Linked DNA regions of Homo sapiens: region 2 is linked to region 1. A link is a loop called in an ENCODE intact Hi-C map of the cell type or tissue named here. Cell type or tissue: OCI-LY7. All regions are shown on one strand.

The links. Peaks named below come from ENCODE experiments on the same cell type or tissue, not always from the same donor. Only the 100,000 strongest peaks of a DNase experiment are listed, where the experiment ranks them.
Region 2: it touches region 1 in a loop (2.3-fold over the local background); 3 of 110 quality-filtered maps call a loop at or near these places.

What each region holds. Positions count from the first base shown.
Region 1 is chr2:3,459,928-3,464,927 of GRCh38, forward strand. It overlaps TRAPPC12 (trafficking protein particle complex subunit 12), which reads left to right. Exons shown (of 12, transcript NM_016030.6): 8 at 336-409. Among named protein-coding and RNA genes, the nearest start is that of TRAPPC12-AS1, 21 kb to the right of the region's middle. RefSeq lists enhancers at 1-408, 761-1,628. In OCI-LY7, a CTCF peak has its summit at 2,500 (motif pointing left); DNase peaks (open chromatin) are centred at 2,194, 2,494 and 2,944; H3K4me3 peaks cover 993 bases; H3K27ac peaks cover 1,696 bases.
Region 2 is chr2:3,195,299-3,200,298 of GRCh38, forward strand. EIPR1 (EARP complex and GARP complex interacting protein 1) reads right to left here. Exons shown (of 9, transcript NM_003310.5): 6 at 1,583-1,719. Among named protein-coding and RNA genes, the nearest start is that of LINC01250, 72 kb to the left of the region's middle. RefSeq lists enhancers at 2,840-3,134, 3,298-3,836. In OCI-LY7, CTCF peaks have their summits at 2,950 and 3,155; a DNase peak (open chromatin) is centred at 813.

The sequences.
Region 1 (5,000 bases):
TGTCAGCTTTGCTCCTTTTCTCAGGGTTCTGGCTTTGGAAACGGGGCCCCCGGTCGGACCATTTGGCCTTGTGTCTGGGCTGATGCTGAGCAGCCACCCTCCTGGTTCTCTGATGCCGAGGGTCTCTTCCCAAAGCCACCTCTGGTCCCAATGCGAGTGCTGTATTTTCTGCCTCAGTGCAGCCTGCAGCATATTCAGCATTCCAGGCCGAAATCCAGTGGTGTTAACAAGAGGGATCTTTTAAAGTTAAATTAGAATTCACAGGACCCAGTAATTGAGGGCTAGAAAGAGCCTCGAATTTATTTGTGCACTTACAGGCTGCTCTTACCTTGTAGCCTCTATCCGGCTGTGGAGGTCACGTCTGGGCCGGGTGATGTACTCCATGGCAAACTGTCTGCTCCTGATGAAGGTACGTGGGTGGCCAAGCAGGGCTGCCATGTGATCTGGAAGAGCGGGGTCAGTGGGAGCCGCGAGGGAGCCGCTGGTATAATAGATGCTGGCAGGGACCGGCCGTGCAGAGAAGCCAGCTAAGTACTGGCTTAACAGGGAGCCCAGTGACACATTATGGGGCTATATGTACTTTATTTCTACTGCAAGAAATTTCAACAGAATGTAGAATTTAGATGATCAGATTTCATTATTGAAATGTGGGTCTAAATGATTTAATTAAAAGTATTGTTCATTTTCCCCCATTTTTCTCTGAACTCCATCCCCAGAAGGTGTCCTTTGTTCTCCCTATCTTCGTGGAGGGTGTTTTTTTCACCTCATGGTTTTGATTTTATGATTGATGCTTACAACACCTGAAGACAGGCTTCCCCACAAGACCTTCTTAGGACGTCACCCCAGAGCTCTCAGCCCGCAGGGAAACAGCTTAGAAATCAAGGAGCTGAACTGAGGCTGTCATCTGTTTTTCCGTGTCTCCTGGCTCTCGCCAGCCTGTGCAACGGTGTTTTTTGGCTCCTCTCTTTGTTTGGAACGCACCCCACACCTGGCTCACCTCCCACACTGGGCATCAGGGTGCCCTGTGTGGAGCTAGTGTCCCTGCAGCCAGCTGTGCGTACTGAGAGCTACTGCAGGAATCAGCTAGCAGCAGGCGCTCCGGAGCAGTGCTCGTAACACCTCCTGGGCTGTTCGAAGACAGCGACCTTAACTCCCACACCCATGCGGCTTTCATGGGGCCAAGGTCATTCCTGAGCTTGATTTTCAGCAAGGCAGAGCAGGCAATTTACCAGCGGAGAACTGTGCTCACGGGCTCTGTCATGAACCCTGAAGTGGCAGCCCTGCTTTATGCACGGACCCTGCAGCATCCCCAGAGGTGACTGTGACCCCGGGCACTGCTCCGAGCAGGCTGGGTGCGGGTATAGATTCACAGCCATCAGTGGCTCAGGCATTCCATCAGGAAGACGTGCAGCCCGCACCCCGGCTTTAGCGCAGCCCCAGTGCCCAGTGCGGGGCCGCTGCCTTTGCGCTTCTGCGTCTACGTCAGGCTGGACGCACAAGGAGACTCGGCGTCCTGTTCATCCTCGGTAGCAAGCGACCGTGACGCAGCCTCGCACTACTGCAAGCCTCAGCCTCCTCCTTAAAATAAGGGCATAGATCTGAGATCTCTGAAATCCCTCCCAGCTCTGACATTCACACAGCTCTCTCCTCTCCTTCAACACACTGGATAAAGGAAATTACGGTTTTCAAGTTCTGTGGTTTTGCTCAGAGCAGGTTTTTCTTCCGCTGCCACTCCTGAGATAGTCCCACTGAGGTCAGGTGGCCCGCACAGGTGCTTTGTTCTGGTCCTCACCCTCCTCCCACCCGCCCCCTTCCCTTCTCCAGCCCCCTCTGGCTTCTGCAGCAGGGCTTGCCCACCTCTGAGTGGGAGTGAAAAGTAGGCCCTCCTGCTCCCCTGCCCTGGTGGCCTCTTCACCACCCAAGGCTTGGCCAGCAACCAGGTGACCCCGAAGCACCCGGCCTGACCCCTCTGCCTCCCAAAACAGGCCATTCTCCCTGTGCTGCCTGTGGCCAGCCCTGACACCCCCACCTGGCGGTCTGGGCGGTCCGCAGTAGGCCTCCACCTGCTGAGGGCATTGTCAGCGTCACCTGAAAGTCACCAGCTTGCCGGAACATTCTTATGCAAAGACATGAAGAATCAATTATAAATTCACAGGACTGACGTTTCACTAATCATGGGGCTAAAACTCCCCAGGGAGGAAAGTTCCCTGTTCCACTGGCGGGCTTTCATTTGCATTTTAAGACACATTAATAGAAAACGACGGAATGGGCTTTTCTTTGTGGCACTGTGGTAGTAACACCACCACCAGGCTCCGAATGTGAGTCTTCTTCCTGTATTGCTGGGACTCAGTACAGAACATATTATTGCATTTCAAAAATACTTTTACAATGGACATGATTTAATTTGAAAGTTCAGCTTAAGCTTTCATTTTCATGAGTTAAAAAAAGGAGGCAAAAATGTTGCAATTAAAGCCAAGCCAAGCATATGCACTCTCTTGCCATCTAGTGAGCATACAGGGTATTGCAACAGTGTGTGATCTTAATAATATGGGGTATCCTGTTAATTAAATTATGTATATGGGCTAACAATGAGTTATTTAATCAGCCATTTAATTATCTTGAATAACATTTTTATTACAGTGAAATAAATACCAATTTAACTTCTTAGCAATGAAATGTATTCATACGTTTTAGCCCTGGATAAATCTGCATGATATGCTATAATGCACAGTGGCATGTATTATAAAGCATTGAAAATGTCACTATCTTCACTTTTTAAATACTTCTTCCTCTCCTTAGGCCTCACTGTAGCCTTAGGGCACCTGCACTGGCAGACCATATGGATGCAGGTGCCTGCCACCTTAGGTGGCTTGGGCCCCCCCTCCCCCGGGTGCCCCTGGGAGGCCACTTCCCTCCTGGTGTCCCCACAGCTCGCCAGTATGCACATCAGAACCCGCCGTGGCTCCGCACATGATGGAAAGGAGCACGCAGCTGCATCAGCTACCTTCCGTCTTGCTGAAATTAGACTGCAGAAGTCCTTGCTGGTTGCAGAATGGTTGTAAATCTAGTTTCACGGCCTGTAAACACGTGTGGCTGCTGAAAAGAAATGGTGAAGATTGAGCTAAAATAGACTTGTCCCTGGAAGTAAGTCATTCATGTCCTTTACAAAAGCCAAATCCACAGGATCTGGAGAGTAGGTTAAGCTCTCTTGAGGAGCTTCTTTTGGCCATTTTACCTGTGAAGGGCTGTTTCCTCTTCAGTAAATAAAGTCATTAAGTAACCGTCAACCTAAGGAAACTTTGTAACACAATCCCAAATCCTCATCTGCTGTATTGACGATGGGCCCCCTGAAGTGCCCCAGAATTCTTCCCCCAACTGCAGCCCGGACACACAGACACGTGTCATGTTCACACCTGAGGGACTGGCGAGCGCTACTGTTGCTGAGCTGGTGGGAGTGGCTGCCGGCGGGTGCAGGGGCCCCCGAGATCCCTTCTCTGCCGCGCCTGCCCCCGGCCTGGAATCCAGCTTCCTCTCACACGGCTCCCAGGCCTGTGCACGTGCTCTTTGGGAAGAGCCATGCCTAAAGTAACTTCCCATCAAAGAGCATGGCTTGGTTTCGTAAAAACCTGTCTTTTGTCATACTAGATTATCTTCAGAAACACTGACCCCTGGCCCTGAGCACTGAAAGAGCGGTTAGGGTGATGCGGCTGGCCACGGCATCGCCCACTAGCAGTGAGTGCTGCGCCCCCACCACGCCCCCACCCTGCGCTCTCTGTGGTGGCCGCCTCAGCCTGGAGCATCAGTGGCGTGAGTGGGGCACTGGAATGACCCAGTGACACTGCCGGGCTGATAACAAGAAAGTCAAAGCCTGCCTTTTGTTTACTTGAAACCAAAGGTGGGACATGTGTGGGATTAGAACAGACATTGCCCAGCATGATGGGTGCTCGGAAGCCTACTTCCTTCCCCAGAGAAGCCTAGGGGGGCAGCTGCTACTTTTCCCCGAGCTGGTGCAAGCTGGTGAGTGCAGCCTCTGTTGGAAAGCAGGGCTGCTCCCCTAAACTTCTCAGATCAGGGCCAGCCCAGGGTGTGCAGGCCCCACAGCTGCATCTGGGGTGCCATGTCCGTCCCAGCTGCAACCTCAGCCGCCCCGAGTGCCCCCATGCCAGGTCACAAAGCCCTCCCCTGTGTGAGGGAGCTCACACACACACGTCCACACACACACATGCTCACACACACGCTCACACTCATACACAATGCTCACACACGCTTACACACACATGCTCGCACTCGCACAGCTAGACAGCAGAGACAGGCAGCAGGAAGGCGTGGGAAAGGAGACCGAGGCATGTGCTGTCTGGCTCGTCATGGGCGTCAGGCCTTGAATAAAATTAGTTTTAATGAGCTGTACTCGAAGGTACTAGACTGGAGAGAGTCGTTTTGGGTTTTTTTTGTTTTTTCCTTCCTACCAAACTGGAATTGTACTTGTCTGTCTTTCTTTGTAACATCCCAATTAGCAAGCCAGTAACTCCAGTCCCAGTTTGGAGGAAATGGAACATGTAGAAGAATAAAGAAATAAAAGTACCTCTGGGATTATACGATGAGTAAGTAAGAAGAAAAACACCATTGGTGGCCATAGTTACTGCTGACCGCGTGCTTATAGCTAAGTGCGAGAATGCAGGGGAGCATTTAGTGCAGGGCCTGCCGCACACAGCTCGCTCAATAAATGCGGCGATCACTGTCATCCTGGAGAGAGCCCGGGTTTGCTGGGGACTTGAGACAAGCTACCACTGTGTCCCACGTGACTTTGGCAAGACCTTCCTGCACGGAGACCGCGTTGCTCACACCTGGAAAGGGTGACTGGGTCCGCTCAGCGTCCAGCAAGTGGCTGTGATGGGCCGGCATGAGTGGGCAGATGGACAGTGAGACTGTGCTGCCAGGCCTTGCCCTTGAGGAGGGGCCACGGGCCAGACCACCACAGGCAGGGCAGAGCGATGAGGAAT
Region 2 (5,000 bases), 260 kb before region 1:
GAAATCACTCCTGCATCATTTACCTTCCTCACCGCAGGCCTCAATGGGGCTGATGAGCAATGGGAAACTTCTGTGCCTTGTAATTTGCTTCCTTTATCTGAAGACCATCATTGTTCTCTGCTCTCCAAAGTAGAGGAACTCAATTCCTTTCATCTTTTTCTCTCACATTAGAACTCCCGGCCCTAAACCACTTTTAAATCTTCTGGTTTTTATATCCTGCACCTTTGCAATATCTTAATATTTCTTCCCTAAAATATAATACCTAAACTTTTAAATCTTTCAAGGGAAACAGGCAAAGGTAGAAAATTTAAAACTTGGCAAATTCCCGGGGAACTAGATGGACAGTCGCACGTGCACGATGTATTAACTAAAGGTTACTGCATGCTCCATCACCAGTAACTGTCACACAAAAGCATCATACCACCTAAAAAAGCACCAAAGGCATCCTGGCTCCATGCAAACCAAAGCTGCTTGCAAAAGGAGAAATGACAGTCAATGAGAAGGCGCCAGGACCCTCTGTGCTGCGCTGGCACGTCCTCACCACAGACACAACACGGGCAAAATGAGGCCACTGCCAGATGTCACCCATCAAAGCCACGGGCATCTTTTTGTTTGCTTATTTGTTTGGTCTGTAACGTCAGTCTTTGAGTTTCTTGTTTTCAGATACTGAAATTCTTCACATCCTTCAAAAAACCATGCAGACAAAGGACACGATGACCACAGGACATGGAGAAATGGATTTCAGCAGGACGTTCATCACGGGCTGAGTCTGTGGTTTCCAGCTTCTGATTAGGAAACCAAACAAGCCCTCTGCACGGACGTGCACAAAGGAGGAAGTGGCAAGTGATTCTTTATTAGCCCCTGAGTTTTCAGAGGGGCCTTGGAACTAAACCTAAAGTTGTGCCCCCACCCTGGAATCAACACGAGTTATTGCATGACATCCGTCTTTTCAGCTCGGTGATAAATTATGGTGTGCTGAGGGGATAAACTGTATCTTAAAAAAGCTTGTGTGGGCTTCCGTTGCCACAGCAACAGACGTGCTACCATCACTCCTTTGCCTATCAAAATCACAACTGGAACGGAAAACTCGCTCTTATTTGTTCCATTAGAGCTGCTGGCTGTTGGGTATAATTACTTAAATGACAAAATATGATTGCCCTATAGGTGTGTCTCCAGAAGGCACAGCTATGGTCAAGGACGACCCCAGGAGAGACTTAACCTGGGGACTGCAGCTGTCAGCCTGCAGCGGCTCATCAGACACGGGCACCCTGTGGTCCCCATCTCGCTCAGTGTTACAAAAGCCCCAATTCCTAGTTTTCATAATAAACTCCTGCTAATGCAGAGATATCAATATGGAACATTAAACAGCCACCGAGGTGCACCGGTTCCATTGCAGTGGATGTGCTAGCTTAATTTGGGGTGAAGAAACAAGATGAAGATTTATGATTTCCTACAAAAACGAGATAAAGACAAACCATGCGCCCCCAAAGGCATGTGGCTCACCATCAGCTCCACCATCATCCCGGTTCTGCTCGGTGAGGGAGGAAAGGAAGTGGGGCCTGCGCCGGGTGGGCTCACTGACCTCATGCTCCGGGTGTCCCAGCCACGGAGGGTGGTGTCGTTCGCTGTGGCCACCTGGGTGCAGTTATGATGTGGGCTCCACCGTCCTGAGGTGAACTTCAGTTGTCCCTTCCCTTCCAGGGACGCTGAGCTGGCCAGCTGGGAGTGTCACGATGTTTTCCAAAGGAAGAAGAAAAGAAGAAGAATGTGAAGTCTGTTCAGAAAACGCGAGAGGATATCGTATACTCAAGGATATTATTGAAAATAATTACTGAGGATAATTAGGAAGCTCTGTCTTTGTTTCCTTTCCTTAAATGGCAAAAATGAACCTTACTTGGGGAAATCTATAAAACTGAGCACAGCAAAAAATAGAAAGCATATTAATAGGCCTCTATTAAAGAGCGTTTGCTTGCAAGTATGTGATTAGAGATAATCAACTCGAACTTGAAGGAAAACAATACAAAACAACTCAAACATCTGGCTTTCCCCAAAGAAAGCGACAAAACAAGTCAGGTCCACCTGAGCGGTTCCGGAATAACAAAGGGACAAACACATTCACTTGGTCAGATGCTGTCTCCAGTGCACGCCCTCTTCCCTCCCTCCGTCTCGAGGCCCACACGGCCTTCGCCTGGCATTTAATCAGACCACCCCAAGCCAGCGAGCTGACCATGAAGGCCTCAGCAAGGCCCTCTGGGGCTGGTGTTAGGGCTAAAACCTCCCCCTGCCTAAAAGAGGGTGGGGCCCAGTTGTGAGCCTGCAAGAAGATCCCCAGCTCGTTTCTCTGCTCGCCTAGGATTTCATGCACAAAGGCTGAGCATGTTGGCTGCATCGTTATTTCAATTTGGGGGTTGAATTTCAATGCACAGGATGACTGTTAAAGGCAGGAAGCATCCAGGTCTGCCCCAGGGTCCTCTGTCACACCTGCCCCCAAGTCCTCCTGAGGGACACAGTTCCCACCACTAATTCCGTTAACTTTCAAACCAGCTGTGCTCTTCAGAGCCCTCTGAGAGGAGCCTGAGGCAGGTGGCTGGTGAGGCGGGCCTGGCCAGGCTGAGGGCAGGTCCAAACGAGCTGCTAGACAGGCCGTGAGAGGCCCAATGACCGAGCTGGTGCTGGAGTTTATTCAGCATCTCACAAGATTTACCGAGGGGCTTTGCTGGCCAGGGCAGGTTGGGTACCCAGGCTCGGGGTGAACAAGTCCCAGAGGTCCCCACAGAGTGAGTGCCCACTGCATAGACAGGCAGGGGCTCTGCCTGGAAACCACCACTCAGAACAGAAAGACGGGCAGTTCCCAGTGAGAAATAGGGCACCGTCTAAGCCACAGGTAAAGGGCTTTCTGGAAAGAGCGCACTGGCTGCAGATGCTCCTGGTGTCTCCCAGCAAGAGGCCTCCCAATTTCAGAGGTGGCCACTGGGAGGCGTGAGCTACAAGACCTGGTGTCCCCCCAGTCCTATGCAAATGGGCTGTGCGAGAGACTGAGAACTCAAAACAGTCCTGGTCAGAAGCCGAGAAAGGCGGTCATCAGTGAGAGACGCAGACACTGCGCTCAGTCAGGGAGAAGAGGCCTCGGGCCCAGGAAGAGCCACATCTTCACCTCCCACTCCGAAAGCCTGCTCTGATGCTTAGGAAACATTTTTGGAAACTGAAAGCCACCATCCTTGCAGAGCCTTGTTATCGGGGGAACCCACCCCCGATAATTCAACGTAGGTTCTTTTCTATTTTCCCTGTGTCGGTCGGTCTGAGAAATAAAGGGAAAGAGTACAAAAGAGAGAAATTTTAAAGCTGGGTGTCTGGGGGAGACATCACATGTCAGCAGGTTCCATGATGCCCCGTGAGCCGTAAAACCAGCAAGTTTTTATTAGCAATTTTCAAAGGGGAGGGAGTGTACGAATAGGGTGTGGGTCACAGAGATCACATGCTCCAAGGGCAACAGAAGATCACAAGGCAGAAGGTCAGGGTGAGATCACAAGGTCAGGGCGAAACTACAACCACTAATGAACTTCCATGTCCCACTGTGCTTGCATTGTCATTGATAAACATCTTAACAGGGTTCAAGAGCAGAGAACCCATCTGACTAGAATTCGCCAGGCTGGAATTTCCTAATCCTAGCAAGCCTGGGGGCACTGCAGGAGGCCAGGGTGTGTTTCATCCCTCATCTGCAACTGCATATGGCAGACACCCCCAGAGTGGCCATTTTAGAGGGCCCCCCCCCCGCCCCGGGAATGCATTCTTTTCCCGGGCTGTTAATTATTAATATTCCTTACTGGGGAAAGAATTCAGCGATATTTATCTTATCCGTTTTGGTAATAAGAGAAATATGGCTCTGTTCCACCCGGCTCCCAGGCAGCCAGACTTTACGATTGTCCCTTGTTCCCTGAAAATTGCTGTTATCCTGTTCTTAAGGTGCCCAGATTTCATATTGTTCAAACACACATGCTTTACGAACAATGTGTGCAGTTAATGCAATCATCACAGGGTCCTGAGGCAACATACATCCTCAGCTTACGAAGATGACGGGATTAAGAGATTAAAGTAAAGACAGGCATAGGAAATTATAAGAGCATTGATTGGGGAAGTGATAAATGTCCATGAAATCTTCACAATTTATGTTCTTCTGTCACGGCTTCAGCAGGTCCCTCTGTTCGCAGTCCCTGACTTCCTGCAACACCTTGTGGTGGTGAGAAGAGGTCAAGAGAAGGTGGGGACACAAGAGACCCACTGGGGGGACAGGGTACCCATGACTCCATATCTGGGCAGAAGCGAGGAGGTTGTGTCTGCATCTGAGCAGCTATGGGGGGCGTGTCCACATCTGGACAGAGGTAACAGGGCTGTGTCCACATCTGGGCAGAGGTGACATGGGTGTGTCTGCATCTGGGCACGCATGGGGAGGGGTGTGTCCACATCTGGGCAGAGGTGACAGGGGTGTGTCTGCATCTGGGCACGCATGGGGGGGTGTCCACATCTGGGCAGAGGTGACGGGGTGTGTCTGCATCTGGGCAGAGGTGACATGGGTGTGTCTGCATCTGGGCAGGCATGGGGGGTGTGTCTGCATCTGGGCACACATGGGGGGGTGTCCACATCTGGGCACGCATTGGGGGGTGTGTCCACATCTAGGTAGAGGTGACGGGTGTGTCTGCATCTGGGCATGCATGGGGAGAGTATGTGTCCACATCTGGGTACAGACAAGGGGGTTAGGGCTGAGGTGGCACCTGGGGCCTCACTAAGAGCTGGGAGAAGAATAGCCATGGTGATAGTCAGAGGAGCTCTCTAGGAATCGCTTGGACAGGGGCACCAGCAGGCTGGGTGTTGCCGAGGAGTGGACCTGTCCGCTCCCTCCCAGCCCCAAGCGGATGGCTGCCGATGGGCTCCTTCTTTTGTTTATGGAGAGCCTCCTGTGTGCCCCCGGCCCAGCTCCCCTGTGCCCAGGTCCCTGCCCAGCC